Linked DNA regions of Homo sapiens: region 2 is linked to region 1. The links are chromatin loops, found by intact Hi-C in ENCODE. Cell type or tissue: heart right ventricle. All regions are shown on one strand. Links, peaks and the distances in the headings refer to the core of each region. The heading gives the core; the rest is flanking DNA. Region 1 overlaps COL27A1 (collagen type XXVII alpha 1 chain). Region 2 overlaps COL27A1 (collagen type XXVII alpha 1 chain).

What was found. Peaks named below come from ENCODE experiments on the same cell type or tissue, not always from the same donor. Only the 100,000 strongest peaks of a DNase experiment are listed, where the experiment ranks them.
Region 2: a loop joins it to region 1, with 2.0 times the contacts of the local background. A loop is called at or near these places in 32 of 110 quality-filtered maps.

What each region holds. Positions count from the first base shown.
Region 1 is chr9:114,160,447-114,171,891 of GRCh38, reverse strand. COL27A1 (collagen type XXVII alpha 1 chain) reads right to left here. Exons shown (of 61, transcript NM_032888.4): 2 at 9,107-9,177; 3 at 2,429-4,203. Among named protein-coding and RNA genes, the nearest start is that of COL27A1, 11 kb to the right of the region's middle. RefSeq lists an enhancer at 8,228-8,744. In heart right ventricle, for the core only: no CTCF peak of the experiment used is centred there; no DNase peak of the experiment used is centred there; H3K27ac peaks cover 546 bases.
Region 2 is chr9:114,211,310-114,222,754 of GRCh38, reverse strand. It overlaps COL27A1 (collagen type XXVII alpha 1 chain), which reads right to left. Exons shown (of 61, transcript NM_032888.4): 13 at 2,911-2,964; 14 at 488-532. Among named protein-coding and RNA genes, the nearest start is that of MIR455, 7.6 kb to the right of the region's middle. RefSeq lists enhancers at 3,053-4,051, 6,379-6,879. In heart right ventricle, for the core only: no CTCF peak of the experiment used is centred there; DNase peaks (open chromatin) are centred at 6,474 and 8,374; H3K27ac peaks cover 899 bases.

The sequences.
Region 1 (11,445 bases), core at 2,208-10,207:
GTGGGGCAGGGATGAACACACACAGCCTGCCCTCCTCAACCAGTTTTCATGAGGTCCTAAAGGAGACACCGCGCCTGTGGAAGCAGCTCATAAACTTGATGGGTTATCGAATCGGAAGCTTCTTTAGGCCAGGCACAGTGGCTTAAGCCTGTCATTCTAGCGCTCTGGGAGGCTGAGGCAGGAGGATCACTTGAGGCCAGGAGTTTAAGACCAGCCTGGGCAACATAGTGAGACCCAGACTCTACAAAAAAAGTGAAAAAATTAGCCGGACATAGTGGCACGTGCCTGTAGTCCCAGCTACCTGGGAGGCTGAGGCAGGAGGATGAATTGAGCCTGGGAGATTAAGGATGCAGTGAGCTGTGATCACACCACTGCACAGCAGCCTGGGTGATAGAGTGAGACCCTGTCTCTAAAAAAAAAAAGAAAAAGATTCTTTAGATGTTGAGCCCTTCCTTTGAGGCCAGGGACAGTAGTGACTCCTGTCTGAAGCCCCCAGTCCCCCAGATCTGAGTCCCAGAGCCTCAGAGTGGACACTCAGGGCAGTGGGATGGAACGTGCTAGTCTTGGAGGCTACAGTCTGGAATGTAAACTTCAACTCCACCTCCTCCGTGCTGCGTGGCCTTGGGCAGGTCCTGGCCCTCTCTGAGCGCAATTTCCTCACCTGCCCAATGAGGAAAGTTGAACTAAGTCATCCCCAAGCAACCACTGACTGACCAGTTTCATTTCAGTGCCTCCTCTTTTTCAAAGAGATTTGGAAGGAGGCCTCGCTTCCTGCTGACCCAGAGCCCCAAGCCCCAGGAAAAAGTATTTGACTCAGACATACAGCAGACCCAAGATACTATAGAATCTGCCCTGGGCCAGCTCCGCTCCTCTCTCCACACCACACAAATTCTTGGGAGGGAGGGCCGGCCTCCTCCTCAGGGCTGGGTTGTGCTGTGTGGCCAGAATTGAGACCATGGACCTCACCATGTCAGGAGGGGGCAATTCCCCTTTTGACCTCACCGCCATTGAGCCCAGCACGCACACAGCGTGGGAAGCTGAGCTGTCAGGGCCCCAAGGCACCTGGTGCCAGAGTTGGCCTGGGTTGGCTGGAGAGGTGAAAAGGGTTCCTCGTTCTTTCCACAAGAAAGTGGTGGCTCCCAACTCTCTACGCTGCCAATTTCAGAACACGGAACTTGAGCAGAACGTTGACATAATTGCAAAGCAATGCATACAGTTTCCATAAGTTCGACAATATGGTTATAATAAAGGCAGACTCTCCGTCCTCTTGGAGACAGGCTGGATAAATATTATTCCTAATGATTATTAAAACTCATTAAGTGTGTTTGGAAGGCCTGGGAATTCCCAGCATCTGCCACTGTCTCCACATTGTAGGGAGCCCTAACCTCAAACACAGAGCCCAGTGGGAGAGCCGGCTTCAGGAAGGAGAGAGAGAGGCCACCACACGGTGGTCATCTCCAAGGCGGGAGAACAGAGCAGAGCCCTGAGCCTTCTGGAAACGCCATCCCATCATTCCCCACCCGGAGGAATTGGCCTCCAGCTGTGGGAAGGTCGTTGCCCCTAGAGACGGTCCCAGGCAAGCCGGAGGCATCGACCCTGAGACCATCCTGCAAATCGTGTTCTTTCTTCTCCCTTCCTCTTCCTTCTGGCCCACGCTGACCTTCTGCACCCCAAACTCCTACCGGGGGTTACAAATCAAACCCCTGCAGGTGCCAGGCAGGCAGGTAACATAAACGGGTGAAAGGACTGGTCGGAAGACTCAGTCAGGAGAAGTGGGGACCAGCACAGACAGGAGTGGACTTGTCCTAACGGGGTGGCTCAAGCACCATCGCATCTCCCACTTTCCAAGAGAAGTTGGTTGCTGAGTCTTTTTATAAGAAATCTCTCACATTTTTAAAATGTTAGTAAGTTATTGGATTTTTAAAAAAGAACACTGCACGTGCCAAACAAAACATATCCAGAGCTCCCCATGTGTGACCTTTGTCTGCAACTCTCAGACAAGCTGATGGGCCAGAAGGACCCCTGCTCCATGAGCTGGGAGAACGGGGCTTTGGAAGCTGCTTACTCACTGCATGATCTGGAGCCAGTCAGCTACGGGCCTTCCTTAAGCTGTTCGAGCTTTGCAGCTGGGTTAGCAAAGAACGGGCTTGGACCTGGGCCAACCAAAGCCCAGGGATGCTCTTCACCTGGGGGTAGCCACCAGACTTGAGTCTGTCCCAGCGGATCATGAATCTGGAGCAGGGTGGGCAATGATGCATTTAGCAGAGCCAGAGGAGCCGGGGGCCTGGCTGGAGCCAAGGATGTACCCATAACCAGCTCCCTGCTCTAAGCTGCTCCTTTTCCTGTCTTTACTAGGGGCAACCACTTGACCAATGCCCCAGTCCCCCACTGGAGCTCCAAGCAGCATGCAGACCCCACTCAGTCTTACCGGCAAGCCACAGTCTCCCTTGGGTCCCGGAGGCCCCATCAGCAGAGGGAAAGGCGTAGATCCTGCCAGGTGGAAGATCGAATAGCCACTGCTCGTGGGCCGGGGGCTGGAGGACAGGAATTGCGCCGGGGCCAATACCAGGGCCGGGGTGGTCTGCTGACTGGGCTGGGGCTGTCTGGGGCTAGGCCTGGTTGTCAGATCGCTCAAGGGGACATCCCTGGCTGCCTTCCCAGGTCTGAGGGGGACAGGCTTCCGGGGGCTGCTCTTGGGTCCGGCTTTCTTTGAGGCTTCCGATCCAATGGGCTTCTTGCTTCCAGTGGGAGCTGAGCCAGGAGTGGGGACGGCAGGTGCTGTTCTGGGAGTGCTGGTGCCCGAAGTTGGAGGTACCATCGTGGCTGGTGGCCGAGTACTCCTGGTAGAACCAGGAGTAGGGGCAGGAGATGAGGATAAAGCAGTAAATGGGGGAGGTTTGTGGGTGCTGGTGCGGGCAGAGGCCGGCTTACTGGCATGGCTGGTTATCTTGGCCTCAGTCCGAGCTAGTGTGGGAATGGGTTTTTTAGAGGAGCTGGTGGTAGGAGGTAGGGGCCGGGTGCTGGGCGGTGGGGGCCTGGGCATTCCCGGGTTCCTCTGGATGGGCTTCTCTGCGGGACGGGAGACTCTGGCAGGAACTGGACGGGAAGTAGGTGGCACTTGCTTCTGAGTGGGTAGGGCTGACTTTGTAAATGAAGATGGAGCTGTTTTCTGGGTAGGATGGGGGCTTTTGATGGGCACAATTGAAGTAGAAGGGGCCGAAGGCTTGGTAGGGAGGCTTTTGGGGATTTTGGTGGCTGTGATCTTCTGTGATGGTTGAGCGGCCGCAGGGCGAGGCGTTCTGGTAGAGCCGCCAACAGAGGCTGGGAGCATGGGATCAAGTGCGTTACTGGCTGACAGCTTGGCAGGTAGCAGCGGGGTTTGGGCTGGGCCTCCCACCGCCATATGCTGGTGAGGGTTTGTGGGGCTAGTCCTTTGGGGCTTGGTGGGCGTGGCGGGTGCCACAGTCCCCCTGGGTCCCCTGCCTGCTGGCAGTGACCCCAGGGCTGGTGTGGCAGTGGTCAAGTTCTCCAGGCCTAGCAGGGCGAGGTCGGACTGGAAGGTAAAAGGTCTGCCAGAGTCTTGGGAGAAGAGAGGTCCCAGTGGGGACTGGTACGTGTCAGCCTGTCCACACTGCTTCCTCAGGTGGGTACAGTAATTGTGAGCGACCTGCGTCACAGGGTAGATACTGAACTGGCAGAGAGCACCTTCAAACTGGACTGCATGCGGGTTCATCTTCCCAAAGAGGAAGGAGCCCCCAGGGTCGAGTGCAGGGTCCCTGTGGAAAGGCAGCAGGACAGGCACCCGGCGCTGCCCGCAGGCAGTCACCAGAGTGACTGTGCGGCCTCGGAGCTCGAGGGCCAGGTGGTGCCAGCGCCCGTCGTGCATGTCGAGGTCGAAGGCCACTGAGCGCCGGGACCCGAGGTGGACGACCGTCTTGCCGGGGAGGAACTGCAGGCCCAGCTGCAGCTTGCGTTTCTGGCTGCGGACAGCGAAGAGGAAGGCATGGTTCACCCGGTGGGAGCAGAGGCTCAGCACCAGTGCCAGCTCTGTGCCCAAGGCGGCAGGAATGACGGTGCCCGTGGGAGCCTGGAGCCGGGCCCGCTGCGTAAAGATGAAGCCCGACTGGAAAGGAATGACTCCCGGGGGTGCAGGGCTCCCGGCCTTCGTCCAGCTGAGGCCCAGCCGCTGGAGGATGTCCACATCTGAGAGGGAGGGAAAAGGGGAGAGGACGCAGTCAGGGCCTGCTCCAGCCCACCCCACCCCCTACCCCCTAAGGGGCACAGGCAATGTGGACCGTCCACCCACAGCTACCTGGTCCTTTGTTCATTCATCTAAAAATGACACCGCCCCATGGTGGTGGCTGAGAGGGCAGCGTTGGAACTATCTGGCAGGGATTGTGACCCCTTATCTGGCTGCATAATCTTGCATGTTGGGGTTAAAAAACAGACTCTGGAGCCAAACTTCCTGAGTTCAAATCCTACCTCTAACACTTACTAATCTTGTGACTTTAGTGCCTCAGTTTTCCCATCTATTAAATGGGATAGTAACAGTCCCAACCTCAGAAGGATGTAACAATTACATGATGAATACATTTATTTTTAAGTGCCTGGTACAAAAGAAGCCCTTTCAAATAATAACTAATACTAAAAATAATGATAATAACCAAATGCTGTTGCTGAGAGTGTTAGAGGCTGCCCAACAATGACACGTTATACTCCTTTTTCTCCACCTGGAAAGCCATCTCCTCCAGGAAGCAGCCCCATAAGTGAGGGACCAGGATGACAAGAATAGACCTGTCACCAGAGCTTGGTAAAGATGTCCTAGGGGTCTGACAGGTTTCACCATCTCCTCAGGGACCCACCCATTCCCCTTCCCACTCCCGAGGTGTCTCTAGCAGGCTACGGGGCTGCCATCTGCTATCAGAAGGGTGATGGCATTTCCGCTGACTCCTCCTTCTCCCCACAGGACTCTGGGGAGAGGAGAGGAAGCAATCAAAGCATCCCTGCAACCTCTGTCCCCTGGCAAAGCGTATGGATATCTGACTGTGGTCTGGCCAGGTCACATCCGCCCAATAATTATGTCAGCAGGGCTTGCCAGAGCAAAAGAAAAGGAGGGCTTCCAGAGTGTTTATGGAAAGGCTTCCTGACCTTTCCCCTCCCAGGTCATTAGACCCCTTCAGTCAGCTGAGCTGCCAGTGTTGGCAAAGCAGGCTCCTGAGCTCTGACTCAGCAGGGAAGGAAAAGCTGCCTCTGGAATCTGAGTCTGGGTCAGGTCCTCAGGGCCCTTCCCCTAAGCTCAGCAAGATAGGCCCTGAGTACTGAATGCTCTCTCCCTATCACCCCCTGCAAAGGTTGTGCTGGGGGCTGAATGCAACACTTGGCATTTGGCCCTCAGCTGACAACTGGGAGATGGATGGATGGATGGATGGATGGATGGATGGATGGATAGATGAATGGATGGATGGATGAATGGATAAATGGATAGGTGGGTGGGTGGATGGATGGATGGATGGATGGATGGATTGATGGATGGATACATGGATGCATGAAAGGATAGATGAGTAGATGGATGTATAGATGGATGGATGAATAGATGAATAGATGGATGGATGGATGGGTGGATGGATGGATGGACAGATGGATGGATGGATAAATGAATGGATGGATGGATAGAAAAATGGATGGATGGATGAATAGATAAATGGATGGATAAATGGGCAGGTGAACAGGTAGATGGATGGACGGATGGATGGATAAATGGATGAATAGATGAAGGGATGGATGGATAGATAGATGAATGGATGGATAATGACTGGCTGGATGGATGGTGGGTGGATGAATGAATGGATGGACAGGTAGATGAATTGGTGGATGGATGGATAAATGGATGGATGAATGGATGGATGAATAGATGAAGGGATGGATGGATGGATGGATGGATAGATGGATGGATGATGGCTGGCTGGCTGTATGGGTGGATGGATGAATTGATGGATAGATAGGTAGATGAATTGGTGGATGGATTGATGGATGGATGGATGGATGGATGGATGGATGGATGGATAAATAATGCCTGGCTGGCTGGATGGATGGGTAGGTGGATGAATGGATGGATGGATAGGTAGATGAATTGGTAGATGGATGGATGTATAATGGACGAATGAATAGATAAATGGATGAATGGATGGATGGGTGGATGAAAGGGTAGATGGATGGATGGATGGATGGATGGATGGATGGATAAATGGATGGATAAATGGATAGTAGATGAATAGGCAGATAAATGTATGGATGGGTGGATGGATGGATGGATGGATGAATAGATGAATAGATGGATGCATGGATAATGGCTGGCTGGATGGATGGATGGATGGGTGGGTGGATGAATGGATGGATGGATAGGTAGATGAATTGGTAGATAGATGGATGGATGGGTGAATGGATAGATAAATGGATGAATGGATGGATGGGTGGATGAAAGGGCAGATGAATGGATGGATGGATGGATATTGGATGGATGGATGAATGGATGGATGGATGGATGGATGATGGATAGATAAATGGATGGGTAAATGGATAGGCAGATGAATGGGTGGATGAATGGATAGAAGGACAGTTCCCTGGGGGAAATTGAGAACCTGAGTGCTGGCAGCATGTTATAATGGTTCTATAGCAGACTCTGGAGTCAGAAGGCCAAAATTTAGAGCCTGAGAAGACCAGCAGTGAGCCTCAGTTCCCTCCACTGTAAAACAGGGCTATAAAGTGCGCCTACACCATAGGGTTGTTAGGAGGATGAAATGGTCATCTTCCTCATCATCTTCACCCAAGCCCCACATTGAGTAACTCTGCTTAAGTGTCTTACTGACCCTTGGGCCTCAATTCCCTGCCTGTAAGACAAGAGAAACAGATCTTGAGATAGCACAGGTGTTACAATGTTCTAAGAATTCTATAGCTCTGTGTTGCTGGTTCAGGTTGGCTTGAGTTTAAGACCTTTATTCTTCCTTAGGACCCAAGGGGCTTTCATTTCATTTCAAACTCCTCTTTCCCATCCTTTCTCCCATCTGTCTGTCCTCAGGTTCTAAGCTAAAATAAACTACTGATTAAGGATTCTCTTAGTGGTATATGTTTTAGTCACTGAAACCCTCTTATTATCATGAAATACTATTCACTATTATTCACTATAGACTGGGACTTAGAATGGGAGGAGCCATTTGGTTGGACAAGAGGTAAGGGCAGGAAGCCACTTGGTCCTTCCTTTAGTCCCTGCTCAACAACCCCCGGAGGGCCCCTCAGGCCTGCTCACATCTTTCTCCACACATGGAATTTAGGGCTAACCTGCACTCACCCAAAGAGAGTCACAACTGGCTGGGCCAGGCAGCATGGGTGAGGTTTCCCCTATCCACTGGGTGGGTTTCTAAGCTGACAACCAGCAGTCTCCAGGTGTCCCCCAAAGACCATCTGCAGCTAAAGGGCAAAGTCTCAAGCCCTGACACCTGGCAAATGTGACCAGCACAGAGCTGCTATGAGTCAGACCACTGTGAGCCCTGCAGGGCATAGGAAAGGGCTGTTCTTGCCCAAACTTTTCAGGTAACTAATTAACAGCAATAAGAAAAACTAATACTTGTTGAGCACTTACTAGATACCAAATACTTTACAGGCATGATCTCACTTGATTCTCTCAGCAATCTATGGAGCAGGTACTCTTTATTATCCTCACTTTATAGAGGGGGCTCAGAAGAGTCAGAGGGAATAACTTGCAGCTTAAAAAAGGCACAGCCAAGGTTTGAACCCAGGCCACCTGACTCTGGGGTCTTTGTGCTTAGCCATGATGCTATTCTGCCTGGGGCCTCCCAGGCTTGTCGGAAAGCAGGGTGGAGACACATCCAGCACCCCATCAAGGGTGAAGAGATGGGGGACAGGGGAATGAATTCAGCCCAACGCCAAGATAGAAGGAGCCTGCCAGCTGGCCCCCACAAGATCCCTTCATTACATAAACCTGGCTCCACACAGCTCCAGCCTCTCCCCCCGCCCCCCGCCCCAGTGACTGACTCAGGACTCTGGACAGCTGTTCACCTACTTTGTGGGGGAAACAGCAAGCTTGGAAAATATGACATTTGCACAAAATGTTGCTGGGCAGCAGAAGTCTCTTCCGGGCACAGCCCTGCCCTCCCAGGGGCCCAATCCCTGCCGAGTGGCCAGGTCAGGCCACAGGGACTCCCGGCGTGCCGGGCTGCCTGCCCCAGCACACGGGCTGGGCGTGAAGGCGGGGGAAGGGCAGCTATTTTCAGAGGCATGCGGCTGCTTGACAAACAGATGTGGGAGAGGTTTCAGTTTCCCTGGGCAGATGTGAAGCCAGCCCATCGCTGCCCCGGCCCCCTGGACAGCCCCTCAGGGATAGCAGGGAAAAGTAGGATCTCACGGGAAGAGGAAGATGGGATCCCAGGCTTGGGCCATGAGAGTTAATGCTTAATGCCTTTTTTTTTTTTTTAGCAGTTCTTAGAGCACTCATTGGACAAACAGGGACAACTGAGGCTTAAAACCGGAGTAACTTACTCAAATTTTGCCCCAGAAAGGAACACAAGAATCACCCTTCCACATTTCTGCACAGAGTCCTTCCTACCCTTTTACAAAAACTTCAAATGCGATTCTTTTTTTTTTTGAGACGGAGTCTCGCTCTCTTGCCAGGCTGGAGTGCAGTGGCGTGATCTGGGCACACTGCAACCTCCGCCTCCTGGGTTGAAGCGATTCTCCTGCCTCAGCCTCCCGAGTAGCTGGGACTACAGGCACCTGCCACCACACCCAGCTAATTTTTGTATTTTTAGTAGAGATGGGGTTTCACCATGTTGGCCAGGATGGTCTCGATCTCCTGACCTCGTGATCCACCCACCTCGGCCTCCCAAAGCGCTGGGACTGCAGTCTTGAGCCTGGCCTCAAATGTCATTCTTTCAAGCCTAAAGAGAATTTGCCAATTATCATCTCCATTCTACTGATGGGAAAACTGAGGCATTGAGTTCCAATTACAGGCACGGCTGTCTCCTACCCCTGAGTTCTCAGGCCCCTTCCGTTCTCCTTTGTCTCCCCCTGGACAAAGAGAAGAGAGAATTACCTTCAGGAGCTCCTTGGGTGGAGGCCAGGTGACAGGCAAACGAGACTAAGATCCAGGAGAAGAGAAACCCCCTAGAGACCAGGAGACACAAGCAGAGGCGGCATCAGCTTCCACCCCTCACACCCGGATCCGGCTGGGGAAGCTGGGAGTGGAAACCAGTCCCAGTCTCACCCCAGTCCTGCCCACGGGAGGCAGGAGGCCAGGTACAGGCTCTAGGACCCCATCAGAGCAGCAGCCCACTCTTCCCGGCCTCCAGGCACAGCCTCTCAGTGAGGACCTGCTTATATAGACAAACACAGCCTCACTTCTCACAGATCAATTAGCCAACGTCAACGGGGAAGAAGCAGTGCATAGAAAGCCCTGCCCTGGTCATTGGAACATCTAGGGTCCAGCTCAAAATCTGATGCTGACTCAGTGAGCAACCAGGGGCCAGCCCCTCCCCTTCTCTGGGCCTCAGTCTCCCCATCTGTACTACAGCCTCATGATCTTTAGACCCTTCCCCAGACCCCAGCCAATGGGCAGCAGAGCCAGGGGTGAAAGGTCAGCGGGAAGACCAGGCTGGACTGCTTGGGAGACCAATTCCCACACAGGGCAGGAGAGAGGAGACCCCTTAACCAGAACCAGTGCTGTGTGAAGGCAGCTCCCAACTTGGCTTTATCCTAATGGAAAGTGGGAGAAAGAAAACAGAGGGGACGAGGGGGAGTTAGACAGAGCCACGTGCAAACCTGGCCTTGTCACTTATCAGCTGTATGACCCCGAATGAGTTGCTCAGCCTCTCTGAGCCTGTCTTATCTTCTGCAACATGGGCTGATATTCCCTATCTCACAGGCCGGGCATGAGGATTCAATAAGCTCATGCATGGCAAGGGCTCAGTCTGCTGCCAGCCACAAAAATACTCCCCTAGATGGTCCCCACTGTCCCTACACTCTAGGGCCAGGAAGGGTTAAAGCTCTGCTCTGTGGCTTTTGCCAAGATGGGCAAAGGCAATGATACAATTTCACCTTCCTGTGGGAGCAGCCACCAGTGACACCCGAAGCCACCTGGGGTATCTGATCCCCAGGCAGGCAGAGGGGAGGCCGGCACGTGGCCAGAGACAGGCGGGACACAGGCAAGAGAGCTGTGTCAGGTGGGTGGTGAGGGCTAAGGCTGGGACAGACAGGCCCAGGATGTATTTCCAAGAGGAAAGCTAGGATAGTGTGCTTCTGTGGAATCACATAATCTAGGAAACCTGTCTGCCAGGGTTGATAACTGGAACCCTAGGTTCTTCCCAGACTCCCTGGGCACCTTAGACGACAGCTTCTGTCACTGTGGGCATGGTGAAGACACTGGTGATTACATGCCCACAGCATCCCTCCTTCCTGCTTGCTCACGTAGGCATGGACTTAGAGGATCCTACATGAATCTGGATAAATCTAAGTTGATCCCGAGAATTTCATTTGCCATGCCAGTGACTGGTTTAGGCATGCATATATGACCCAAATGAGGCCAATAAGAGGTGAGGGATGCCTGTTAGGGACCCTGGGAAAGCATTTCAAAGGGACAGAGAAGGTTTTCTTCAAGTCTTTATATGTTGTTGAGTAAGGACATACTGCTCGGAGCTGCTGCAGTCATTTTGGGCACATAAGGTAACAAGCCCCATGAGCACGTGAGGATAGCAGAACAGAAAAATAGTGGGTGTCTGAAGACACTGTTGGGATGCTGAATTCACCAACCCTAGTACTGCTCTTCCTTGAGGCCTCTTGATATGGGAATAACCCCCCTTATCGTTTAAACTATTTTGAGTTGGGTCTTCAGTTACTTGCAGCATAATGTAAACCAGCTGAAATAGCACTCAGACGCCAGTGATGGTCCCCTGAACGCCTTCTCCAGCTCTGGGCTTTTGCACATGCTACTCCCATCATGTAGACACTACTCCTTTGCCTGGTCAGTTCCTACACATCCATTAGATCCCAGCTTGGGTGTCACCTCCCGCAGCTCACTGCACATGCCACACTACAGCAGGTCTCACATGTGTGGTCATTGTCTACTCTCCTATTTCCCTGTCTAGACGAAGTCTCTAAAGGGCAAGGATGCCTGTCTTATTCACTCTTTTTTTTTTTTTCATTTTTTTTTTTGAGACAGAGTCTCACAGTGTTGCCCAGGCTAGACTTGAACTCCAGGGCTCAAGCTATCCTCCCACCTCAGCCTCCCGAGTAGCTGAGATTACAGGCATGTGCCACCATGCCGGGCTTATATTTCCAGCCCCTGGCAGGCACACAGGAAGTGTCCAGTATATTTTTATAAGATGAATTAATATCACCTGATATGACAGGACTCTAGACTTTAAAAAACGGCCGGGC
Region 2 (11,445 bases), core at 2,276-10,275, 51 kb before region 1:
CCTAGGTGGTCTGGCTCCAAAGTCTGCTTGGAGGAAAAGAGTGCAAAAGACCACCCTGCCAGCTACCTTCTCCCTCTGGACCTGGAACACCTCGCTTGTGAAATAAGTATGCCATCACCACTTGCCCACACCTCCTTGCAGAGCAACGGCCATGCACGCAGCAGGTGTGAAAGGGCTTTGGCAATCTTGTGTTCCAAGTGCTCATCTCATTTAACTAATAAGGAAACAGGCTCAGAGAAGGTGATCCACCTGAGGCCACACAGCAGGGCTCTCCTCCCTCAGCCGCCCGCCCTCCCCTACCCACCTTCCCCTACCCACCTTCCTCACCCAGGTTGGTCTCTCCTGGCCCCCCAGCCCCTCTGGGGGTTTGATGAGAGAAGGGTCTTTTCAACCTCCCCTGCAGGGCCTGCTCCTGGCTCCCCACACGCTGGCTCCACCCTGAGTCTCCTCAACACCCACCTGCTGCCCCAGGCATCAATGTACTTACAATGAGGCCGGGGACTCCAGGGGGGCCTGGCAGGCCCAGTTCTCCCTGCAGATAGAGAGAGACCAAGGTGGTTACTTGTCCCATCTCCCTCCAGGGCCCCTCCCTCCATGTCATCCTCCACACAGGCACCTGGTGGGGTCTTTCAGAGCTGAACACTCCTTATTCCTGACCACAGGCTCCAGCGACTTTCCTGAGCCTGGCCTGGAGTTTGGACCACAGCCATCCCCTCTCTGCCATCAGCTTTCCACATCTGTCAAATGGGGAGGTCGGACTTCCAAATCCAGTATCTTCCCATTGGAAGCATAAAGGAAGGAGCGGAATCGCGATCAAGGTCATACAGACGTGCATGGTGCTTGACATTTCACGCTCATTTTACAGACAGGAAAACTGAAGCTCCAGAGGTTAAGTGATTCACCCAAGGCCAGGTGCAAGGAAATGACAAAGCCATGAGGGCTCCAAGCTGAGAGCCTCTAAGCCAGCCTCCTTCCCTTTCTCAGCCGGGAGGTGCTGTGGCCCTTGGAGAATCCTCCCCAGCACCCCACACCCTCACATTTCCTTCTTCCAGGGGCCCCCAGAGACTGGAAAGAGTTCTAGCCTGGGAGTCAGGAGACGAGGCTGTGTGTGTGATTTATCCCCCTATACCTCAGTTTTCTCGTCTTAAACATGGATCTTCCATGGCCCACATGAGAAATGACAGGTGGAAGGGTTTGAGTCAAGTTCAAAATGGAAAAGTGAGAATAAAACTCCAGGGCTCTAGACATTGTAATTAGCAATGAGAAGTAAGCAACAGCCTTCACTTCAAATGAGAGGAAGAAATGGACATCAGGTCTTTTCTGTTCCTCTATGCCAGCAGCATAAAGACATCCCTGCCGCTCGCCAAGGAAACTCGCAGAATGATACTGCATATCGCTAATAGTTAATCTAACAAATGCTGTATTGAGGGAGAGGCTCTGGTTTCCCCTCACCCCATGCCTTTGCTGGTGCCCCTTCCTCCACCTGCAATGTCTCCCCACCTATCTCCTCATCCCAATGCAAATGTTACTTCCCTGTTCCCTTCTCCAAAGAGGCACCTGGGACCTCTCTGATCCCACCCATCCCACTGCCTGTTGTGTGACAGAGGAGGGCAATGGCCCATGAACTCCTCAAAGGCAGGACTATACCCCGGATTACCCAGTATTTTACACAGCCTCACCCACTGAACCTGTGTGATGAGGCAACACCTTGGCTGCCCTCCTGTCATTCTCACAACGGCTTCTTTTTTTTTTTTTTTTTTGAGACAGAGTCTCACTCTCTTGCCCAGGCTGGAGTGTAGTGGCGTGATCTTGGCTCACTGCAACCTCCACCTCCTGGGTTCAAGCAATTCTCCCCCATCAGCCTCCCAAGTACCTGGGATTACAGATGCCTGCCACCACGCCCAGCTAATTTTTTGTATTTTTAGTAGAGACGGGGTTTTGCCATGTTGGCCAGGGTGGTCTTGAACTCCTGGCCTCAAGTGATCTAGCCGCCTCGGCCTCCCAAAGTGCTGGGATTACAGACGTGAGCCACTGCGCCCGGCCTCAGGCTGGAATTCTGATCCCCCCAATTTGCAGACAAGGAAACTGAGATTCAGGGAGGTGAATGGATTTTTCCAAGCTCACACACCTGACAAGTGGTACAACAAAATTCAAACCCAGGTCCGCAGGGTTCTGAGGTCAAGGCTATAATCCCCAAGGGAGCCTGGCTGGGTCAGGCTCAGGGAGCATTTGTGGAACTGAATTAGCGCCTAATCGGGTGCTGGTTATGAACGCAGCAGCCACCACTGCAGAGGGCACAGCTGGCACAGCTGCTCAGGCAGGAAGCCCCAGGGGGAGATGGGGAACCATGAACACCTTCTCCCACCAGGGCCTGGAGCTGGGAAGGGAAAGACAGACTCGGCTCCCCAGGGCAGGCTGACCTGGCTCCTCGGGGAACAGAGCCTGGGCCTCTAATTATTTACAAACTCTATAAACATGCCTGTGGTGGAGATTCCTTTGGAACTCAGCTCTTCCTTTTCTCCAAACACGGCCTGCAGACCGTTTGCTTCCCCATGCCTCTGCCGGCCCATAAACATTGCTGATGCTGTGTAAGATGGCAGCAGCTGGGGCCTCTCCAGTGGGGAGTGACCCATGAACCTTCCAAAGTCCTGGAAATGGGGTGCAGCCTGGAGCTTTGGACCCAGGGGCTCAGTGGGCTGGGGACTCTTACAGGGGGGCGACGGTGCAGCCGCAGTAGACAGGAGCCTAGCGTTTAGAGACGTCATGTAATTTGTCCAAGGGTGCCCAGCTGGTACTTCACAGGGCTGGGATTTGACCCAGGTCTGTCTGACCCTAAAGCGTGGGCTCCTAAAATCTGCTGTGTGTTCACTCAGAATCTCGCTCCTGTTCCCAAAGACTTGAAATACTCACAGGATTTCCATCCAGTCCAGGAGGGCCTCTTTCCCCAAAGACTCCAGGAAACCCCTGGAGGGCATGAGAGAGAACAAACATCTGTAGGTTAGTGTTGTCACCTTCAGGGTGGGCTTTGATCCAGACCCCCAGGGGGGACACAAGGACAATGTCCAAGCAGTCTCACTCCTTGGTCATGGGCAGACAGTGCGGTCCTGAGGTCACCCCTACCATCGACAAGCACCTGAACATAAAGAATTTCTCAGGGATCCTTTTATTTTCTACTAAGTCTCTGAAAAGAAAATGATACCCAGCTCCCCAGCATGAAAATGCCAATCCCCTATTCTGAGATCTGGTCCTGATGGAATGGGAAAGACAGAGACTAGGGGCAGGAAGCTGGATCTATGCCAGTTTTAAGAGCCTCTGTTTCCCCACTGGTCAAGGAGGAGAAGGCCTCTGTTGCATTTCCCAGCTCAGACCTTCTCTGATTGTGGCACGTTCTTCAAAAGCCACCCAGTGAACTCATGATCCCCATTTGACAGATAAAGGAAACGAGGCTGTGAAAGAGTGAAGTGGCAAGGTCACACAAAGTCACACCACCAGTGAACATGAGCACAGCCTCCATAGGTGTTCAGCAGCTCAGAGAGATGCTGAGCTGCCCGGCCCAGGCAGGTCTGGCCCTCTCGCCCCATCCCTGACCCCACTCTGGAGGCCGCTCCACGCTCTGGGGAGATAGGCAGCTGGAAAAATATCAGCTGTAAGGACGCCTTCGGGGGCCGGGGACAGAACTCCATTCCTACTTCAAAAGGAAAAGAAAGTCCTCAAGCTTGGAGTTGGGGGAAACCTGTTCTCCTCCCCTCCTTGAATTCAAATCATTGTTTTTCCAGGGAAATGTAATTAAAAAAAAAAAAAAACAAAGCACATGTTTTCCTGACCAAGTGAATGCTGGGGCTATGATTCAAATGGTAAACATTCCTCATGGAGGATGATCCTGTTTTCGGTTTCTAATACTACTGGAGGAGTCCAGTGAGTACACTAAACCCAAAAGACCAAACCTACAAACAAAACCCAAACCAAAGTCTCTACTGGTTAGGCAAAGACACCTTGAAATGTGTGTATGTAACCAGGTGTTTAGCCTGGCCCTGCCCCGCAGCCCTACTCCCTTTAAATCTCTCCCCTGCCAGGAAGTCCTCTTGGATTGACATTCACCCCATAGAAGGTGTGGCTTCATTCAGACACCAAAAGGAGGAAACGAGAAGACGATAATGAAATTCAGACCAAGGTAGTCACTTTGCATGCAAGACTTCATTTTGCATTTGATATCTATCTTTGAGGGAAAAGTTATCAGTCCCATTTCACAGATGGGAAAATTGAGACTCGGTTAGGCAACATCACATGGCCAAGGTCATAAAGCAAGCAGAGCCCAGGTCCACCTCTGGAGTTTGGCATGTTCATATGAGCTATGCACGGGCAAAGCCTGGTATGTAGAAGCTGCTCAAACGCGTGTCCAACTGGTTGCAGAGGGTGGCAGAGGAGTGTGGCAGGGGAGGGTGTGTGTGTGTTTCCAGATCATGTCTTTGTGGGGGCATATCTGACCTTACCCAAGCTTCCTCCCCCACATCTTTAGGGTCTCCCCTGGTAAATTCCAGTCTCACCTAAACCAGCTCTTCTTGGTCATGCTGAAGGTAGATCGTCTCACCTCCTGGGACAAGAATCAGCCAGGTGGGCTGTGTCCAGGGGATCCTTCTTTTTTTTTCATGATACAGGGTCTCACTCTGTCATCCAGGCTGAAGTGCAGTGGTGTGATAACTGCTCACTGCAACCTCTGCCTCCTAGTGATCCTGCCGCCTCAGCCTCCCAAGTAGCTGGGATTACAGATGCACACCACTACACCTGGCTAATTTTTGTATTTTTGGTAAAGATGGGGTTTCTCCATGTTGCCCAAGCTGGTCTCGAACTCCTGGGCTCAAGCGATCTGCCTGCCTTGGCCTCCCAAAGTGTTGGGATTACAGGTGTGAGCCATGGCGTCCAGCCAGGGCACCTTCTGAAGGCATTGAGTTCCCACCTCTGGCCTCTGAACTTTGGGGTAGAAGGACCTGGTAGGAGAGGAAAGCAACTCCTTGAGACAAGGGCAATGTTGTCTGGCTGGGCACCTGGCTGACTCCACATGGCCTACAAGGGACAGAACTTGTAGTCCTGCCCTGTTCTCCAAGTCCAGCATATGGAGATGGCCTGCAGATGAGCCCTGGCTCTCCTCTAGGCTGGCTGTCTGACCTTGGGCAGGCCCCCACACTTGACCCTCTGTCCTGCTCAGGTTGGAGGTGTGTGATCTCTAAGGATCCTTTAGGACCCTGTGATGCCCAATATATTCACATACAGCAGCTGCCAGGCAGGTCTCAGACCCATGGGTCTGCATTCAGAGGCCATTCCAGGCTGGCCAGCCTGCCCCAAGACAGTCCTGACTGCACCACCCACAGGCCTCTTGGGGCCTCAGTTCTCTTTGCCATCCAAAAGGGAGTGCTGTGAGGATGAGCTGAGATGCCACATGAAGGGTGCCTCAGTGAGGGTGCCTCACTGCCACATGGGAGGCCTCAGCCATGTGAGGGAATGTCTCTGAGGTATAAGCAAGGGAGAGACGGTCATCAGAATTTTGAGTCAGTTTCTGGAGGGGAGTAACCTCTGCAGACAAAATGCAGCCTGAGTCTAGCCAGAGGGCGATGATGGTGGGATGAAACAATCATAGCAACAGTAAACCCCAACAGCGTGACCACCCAACAGGTCCTATTATTGGCTGCATTTTTGAGATGAGGAAACTGTGATTCTGAAAGGCTAGGAAATGTTTCCAAAGTCACACAGCCCTGGCATAGCAGAGATGAGATTCGAACCTAGGCAGTGTGACTCCAGAAGCTGTTCTCTTAGCTACAACTGGACACTGAATGAACAGATGAACTAGAACCAGCCTACAGGCTCTCCGAGGGCTCATTAGAGCCCTGAGCTAATGTGCAAAAAGGAATGGCATGATTGATGCTGAGGACTGGTTCTGCTTGGACACGCTGAGGGCCTCCGGGAGTCAACCCCTGTCTCCATCTTCAATCTCCCTTCCAATGGAGGGGTCAAGCAGATGACCTCTAGGAATCTAGGGTTTGTAATTAAGAGCACAGTGGTTGGAAAAAAGAGCTTTAAAGGTGCTGGAACAAATCTCTGATTGGAACAATCACAGATGGTCTAAGGATGAAAGGACCCGAGACGTTCTTGATGTTCACCACCTCATTACACCAATGGGGAGACTGCAGCCCAGAACACACCCAAGACCCCCTCACCCACTACCTTGCCTCATCCCTCCGCTACTAAGTGGCAGAGCCATTTCCAGCAGTCACCCCAGAGCTCCCTGGGTCTTAGGGTGGCGGCTGCTGAGCTGGAATGTATAGCCCCCACTTCAACCCCATCTGCTTCCCTCTCTCTGGCCATGCCTGCATGTGTAAGGCGACCACATGGCATGCATGCCCAGCCTGGCCAGCAGCAGGGACCTTCCTCCACATGCCCGAGCTCCTGGCTGCAGCAGGCTGGCCCCAGGCCCAAGGAATGAGCTTGGCTCCCTGCCAGGGCCCCAGCCACGTGGTTTCTCTACTTTCCCAGGTCGGGCCCCTCTGGAGAACTGAACACTTCATACTTGGAGCAGAACAAGGCCCAAGAGGAGATAGAACAAGGCTAAGGAGTGAGACTCTGCATTCTCTCTTGGCCACAACAACTCAGAGGAATAGAGCTGAGGACAGGGACGGTCCTCGCCACCACATCCAAAGCAGGATGCCAAGGAGAACTCAGAAGGCCATCTCCTCCACTCTTCTGCCTCCAGGAAGTGTCCACCCCAACCGTGTGCTCCAGCGGGTAGGATACAGGGGCAGAGAAGCAAGAAACATCTAGAATCCAAAGTCCCCCTCATGCTCCTAAGGCTCAGGTCCCTGGCCTGCAAAACAGTCAGCACTGTCCCACTCACCTGGCAGGGCTGGGCTGAAGAAACGGTGAGATGTTTCTAATGCAGCCCCTGGTCAACTCTAATGTGCCATCACTACACTAGTTAGGGTTTATATCAAGAGTGGGAATATTTAATAACCTCTAGGAGAAGCCCGCAAAAGGATCTTGGAGAACTTCTTACCAGGTGGACATTCTCCAAGGCCTGGAAGTTCCTGCTTAAGTCTAACCTGCATCCTTCCTGCTGCACTCGAAGCAGCCATATTCTTTTCTAGGTGTGCAGGCTCCAAGCGTGCTGACATGGAAAGACCCCTGAACTTTCCCAGCCCCTTTCTCTCGTGGTCTAAACATGTTTTTACCCTGCCCTCCTGAAATCCACTAGGAAATCTACTCAAGAAAAGTCGCCTCAGGGGACAAGGAGAAAATAGGAAGGCAGAGTTCTCTCCAGGATTCCAGGGGCACCAACAGCCTGGGTCAGCTCTGGTTCACATCTGGGTCACTGGAGACCACACCCCCAGCTCACAGCATCACCTCAGCTGAGAACCTTAATCTGCTTTGGCCTCAATTTCCCTACTTGGAAATAGGAATTCTCTGTTACTTGGCTGCTTGCTGCCTGTAATCTGAGAACTGGAAAGAGCCATGAACTTGAAGCCCAAATGCACTGTGTTAGAAGCCCTGCCTCCTCCCAGAGGACTGCGCGGCCTTGGGCAGGTCCCAGTCATCCCTGAACCACACCCCAGGGAGTCGGTGCCAGGGCTGGGCCCTTCCAGCTCTAAGCTTTAGGGTCTTCCCTCCGGACTCACTGCATGAGGCCAGCCTTGGCAGTCCTGGCCAGGGGCTGTGAGTAAAGCTGTGCATGGTGGCCTGCCTTGCAGGGCCATCCCAGCAGGCTTGAAAGTACATTTGGAGAAGACAGGTAGAAGGACTCACTGCAGCATCTTCCTAGCCTGCTCGTAGAGACCCTTGGCTGGGAAACATGGCTCAGTCTCTCACTGTGAGTGATACTGAGCCATGCCCAACAAGCCAGGACAGGCCAGGAGAAAGCCATTCAGCTCCAGCCAAGTTGGTAACATTTTCCACCTGGACCCCTCGCCAGAAAACCACAACACGTTCTCTTAGCAGGAGGTATGAGGAGGGATGAGAGCTGTGGACCAAGCTTTCCTCTGGAGGTTGAAGATGGGAGCAGAGAGAAGAGGGAGCCATGTGGAGAGTACCTTGCCCTGGAAAGCAAGTGTTCTGGATTCAAGTCTTGACTTTGCCAACAACTTGCTGTGAGATCTTAGGCAAGTGTCTTGCCCTCCCTGGGCTATGTCTGCTTATCTGTCTGAAAAAGAGTTTGGGCCAGGCCATCACGAAGGTTCCTATAGCTCTGATGTGCTTTGACCTCCACTGTCTCTTCCTCAGCTCCCGTTAGTAAAAGACTCTGACACATCACCCTTCCAAACTGGATACTGAGGAGGCCGCATGCACGGGCCCAAGGTTTTGCCTGCTGGGGAAAGACTGACTACAGCAAAATCATCACCAGCCCTGCCAGAAATGACGCCAGCTGCAATCTGGCATGAAGGAATTCAGCTCATTCCCCTGTCACTTCCTTTTCTTAATAAGTGCCTAGAAACTGTCTGGCCTAAAGCTTGGATAAGGAGGAAAAACCATTCACGACAGGAGCCCCCAACCCTACCAGACAGATCAAGGGGTTGGGAGCAACAGCAACAGAGGGATGGCCCTAAAGACTGTCCAGGGTCTTTAGGCTGAGAGGCATGGCAGACTCAGAGGCCCAGCGGAGACAGAGACCAAGCTGTAGGGACTCAGCCGATGTGAAGTCCCATTACGTACACATTAAATCATATCTGATGCAGATCTCGCCGATTTGCTGGCCATGGTGGCTGGAACAGAGTTGAGGGTATTTTCATGGCTCTCAAGGGTATTGCACAGGTCTAGGGCTGAAAAGATGTTTCCCTCCACCCACATCTGACACCCCAGTGCCAGGGAACAACACGCCTGTCATGAAGATCAGAGCCTAGTCTTAGAAAGTTAAAGGCAAGAAGCAAGGAAGCAGACAGAAGTTCTCAGTCTGGCAAGGCTCAGAGTGTCTATGGACAAATGGCTTTGACAGTCTAAGCCTCAGTTTTCTCATCTGGAAAATGGGGATAATCGATCTTGCCTTAAAGGTTCACTGGGAGAATCGCATGTGGTTCAAATACTATGCACACCGAGGGCCTCAATACTCGTTGCTTCCTTTCACTTGCAGGGGACTTAGGGTGGCAACCATGCCTTCTTCTGGTTATTCATCGTGTTTATTGATTGTCTCTACCCTTAAAATTTGAGCTTCATGACAACAGAGATTTTTGTCTGTTTTGGCTACAGTGTTATCCTTAGTGCCTGGCATAGAGTAATATATTCAACAAATAATCTTTGGTTGAATGAGGAATGAATGAGTGGCCTTATCTCACACAGGCAGGATAATGGGACCTCAAACCTGGGACTGCCTTCTCAGCCAGGCCATGAACAGGGTAACTTTGTGCTCCAAGAAGAACACAGGTACATGGCAGGGAGAAGGTGGATGAAGGGGCCGCCAGGAGGGGAGATGAGGAGGATGCAGAGGATGGAGTAGAAGGGGGAAACTGAGGCATGGCCCTGCTGACATTCCTTGCTGTGTCCGGTTGGAGAAGAGGCCATAACATGTCCAGGCTTTCATGGGTCTTACCTCTTCCATGCTCAGGAGACTCCGTACCCCAAGCTCTAAACAGCTACACTCTGGCACTGGAGTTGAAAGCTCTGGTTGTGTTCTAATCCAACTGTGACACTGAGCAGCCATGTGACCTTGACCTAATCATTTACCTCTCCGAGAAGCGATCTCATCTGTAAAGGAGCAACGCCTGGCCCTTGGTAAGGCTCCCAGGATGTGTCTGAACAAATCCCCCAAAGGTGGCCCTGGAGGCTGGCCTGAGTGTTGGGGCAGGGCCCAGCTGAGATCGCCTAAGCAAGTCAAATCCTCCCACTCTGCAACTTAAACCATGGGAAACCAGACCCAGCAAAGGTGAAGTCATTGGCTTAGTGTCACACAATACAGAGATCCCCTCAGCCATCCAGGAAACCTTATTCCGGGCGGCTCTATTTATTGAGCACTTACTATGTGACAAGCACAATGGTCTTATGAGCCATACTATTGTCCCCATTTCTCGGAAGAGAAAACTGTGGTTCAGAAAATTTGAACCAAGCCTGCTCCTTCCCCAGGGCCTTTGCCTGGAAAGGCACACAGCTTCCACGCTTACCTCATTGAGATTCTTCATAAAGCGAGGGAGACTTTCTGGACTAACTTATTCAAGATCCCAACCCTCAAGTACTCCCTGTCTCCCTATCCTACTCTCTCTTAGATTCAGCACTACCTAACCTTCATTTAATTGTTCATTCTTCCATTTCCCCATTCAGTGATTGGGTATCTGTCTGTCTGCCCCAAGAGAGTGGGAACTTTGTCTTATCCACTGCTCTGCCAGAACAAAGCAAAATGCTTGGCCCATAGCAGGCATTCAACAGATATTCATGGGATGAACAGATAATCACTGGATGAACAAATCTCCTTGCCTGAGGTCATGCTGGCTTGAGGGACAACCCCATGTGCCAGCCCAGCCCTCTCAGACTCCAGGTCCTTGCCCTGAAGCTGGGAGCATCAGGTGCTGCTCCTTGCCCAGGTCTAGGTGTCAGGTGTTGGACCTTAGAGAAGACTGCCTGTTCGGGCCACAGAGGGGTCTAGGTTGGGGGTGGAGGGACCTCCTCTGTCAGCTCTTTGAGGCTTTTTTCTTTTCTTTGTTTTTCCTCTTTGGCCCCCAGAGGGCCCAGGTTAAACGCTCCAACAGCTAACATGCCCATCAGTGGCAGAAGCACGGAGAGGCCCCTCTGAGCACTCTCGAATGCTCCAGGCCTCCTCTTCATACTCCCTTCCTCACCAACCACCAGCGATGGGAGGCCCAGACTTGGTCTGACCATGGTTCCAAGTCAAGGAGTCAACCTGCAGGGCAGTGGCAGAGGGACCCTGGTATCTCATTCTGCCTCTCAGAGCCTCAGTTTCCCGCTTCTCAATAATTGGAATGAATGATCTTCCTTCCAGGCGAAGAGTCTAGGGAACCTATTTTTATAATATGACTGCCAACTAGGGACCCTGAGAGGCTGCCTCAAGCAGCCACTGAGATCAAAGACACCGGGAACAAACCAACTGAGTTCCAATCCTGGCTGCATTGTTTACTCATCGTGCAAGTGACTTAATCTCTCCGTGCCTTGGCTCTTTCTCCATGTTCTGCACATGTCCAAACAAAGGGAAAAACAATTTCCTCCCATGATGGGGAGCCATAGAGAAAGCTGGTGAATTGGGGGTCACCGCTGAGCCCCTCTTTCGGTCATGCCTGCTGTGGGCACTGCCCATAAACCCCATTGTCCTCTGGCTTTGCGTGTGCATGAGCAAACTGGACAGAGCCGGATGACACCAAGACGATGTGGAGACTGAGTGTTCCCTGAGATGGGAGCAGAGTCACCTGGTCTAGCCAAGGTCCCCCGGTCACAGCAGACCCACAGACACAAATACCTTAGACAGAA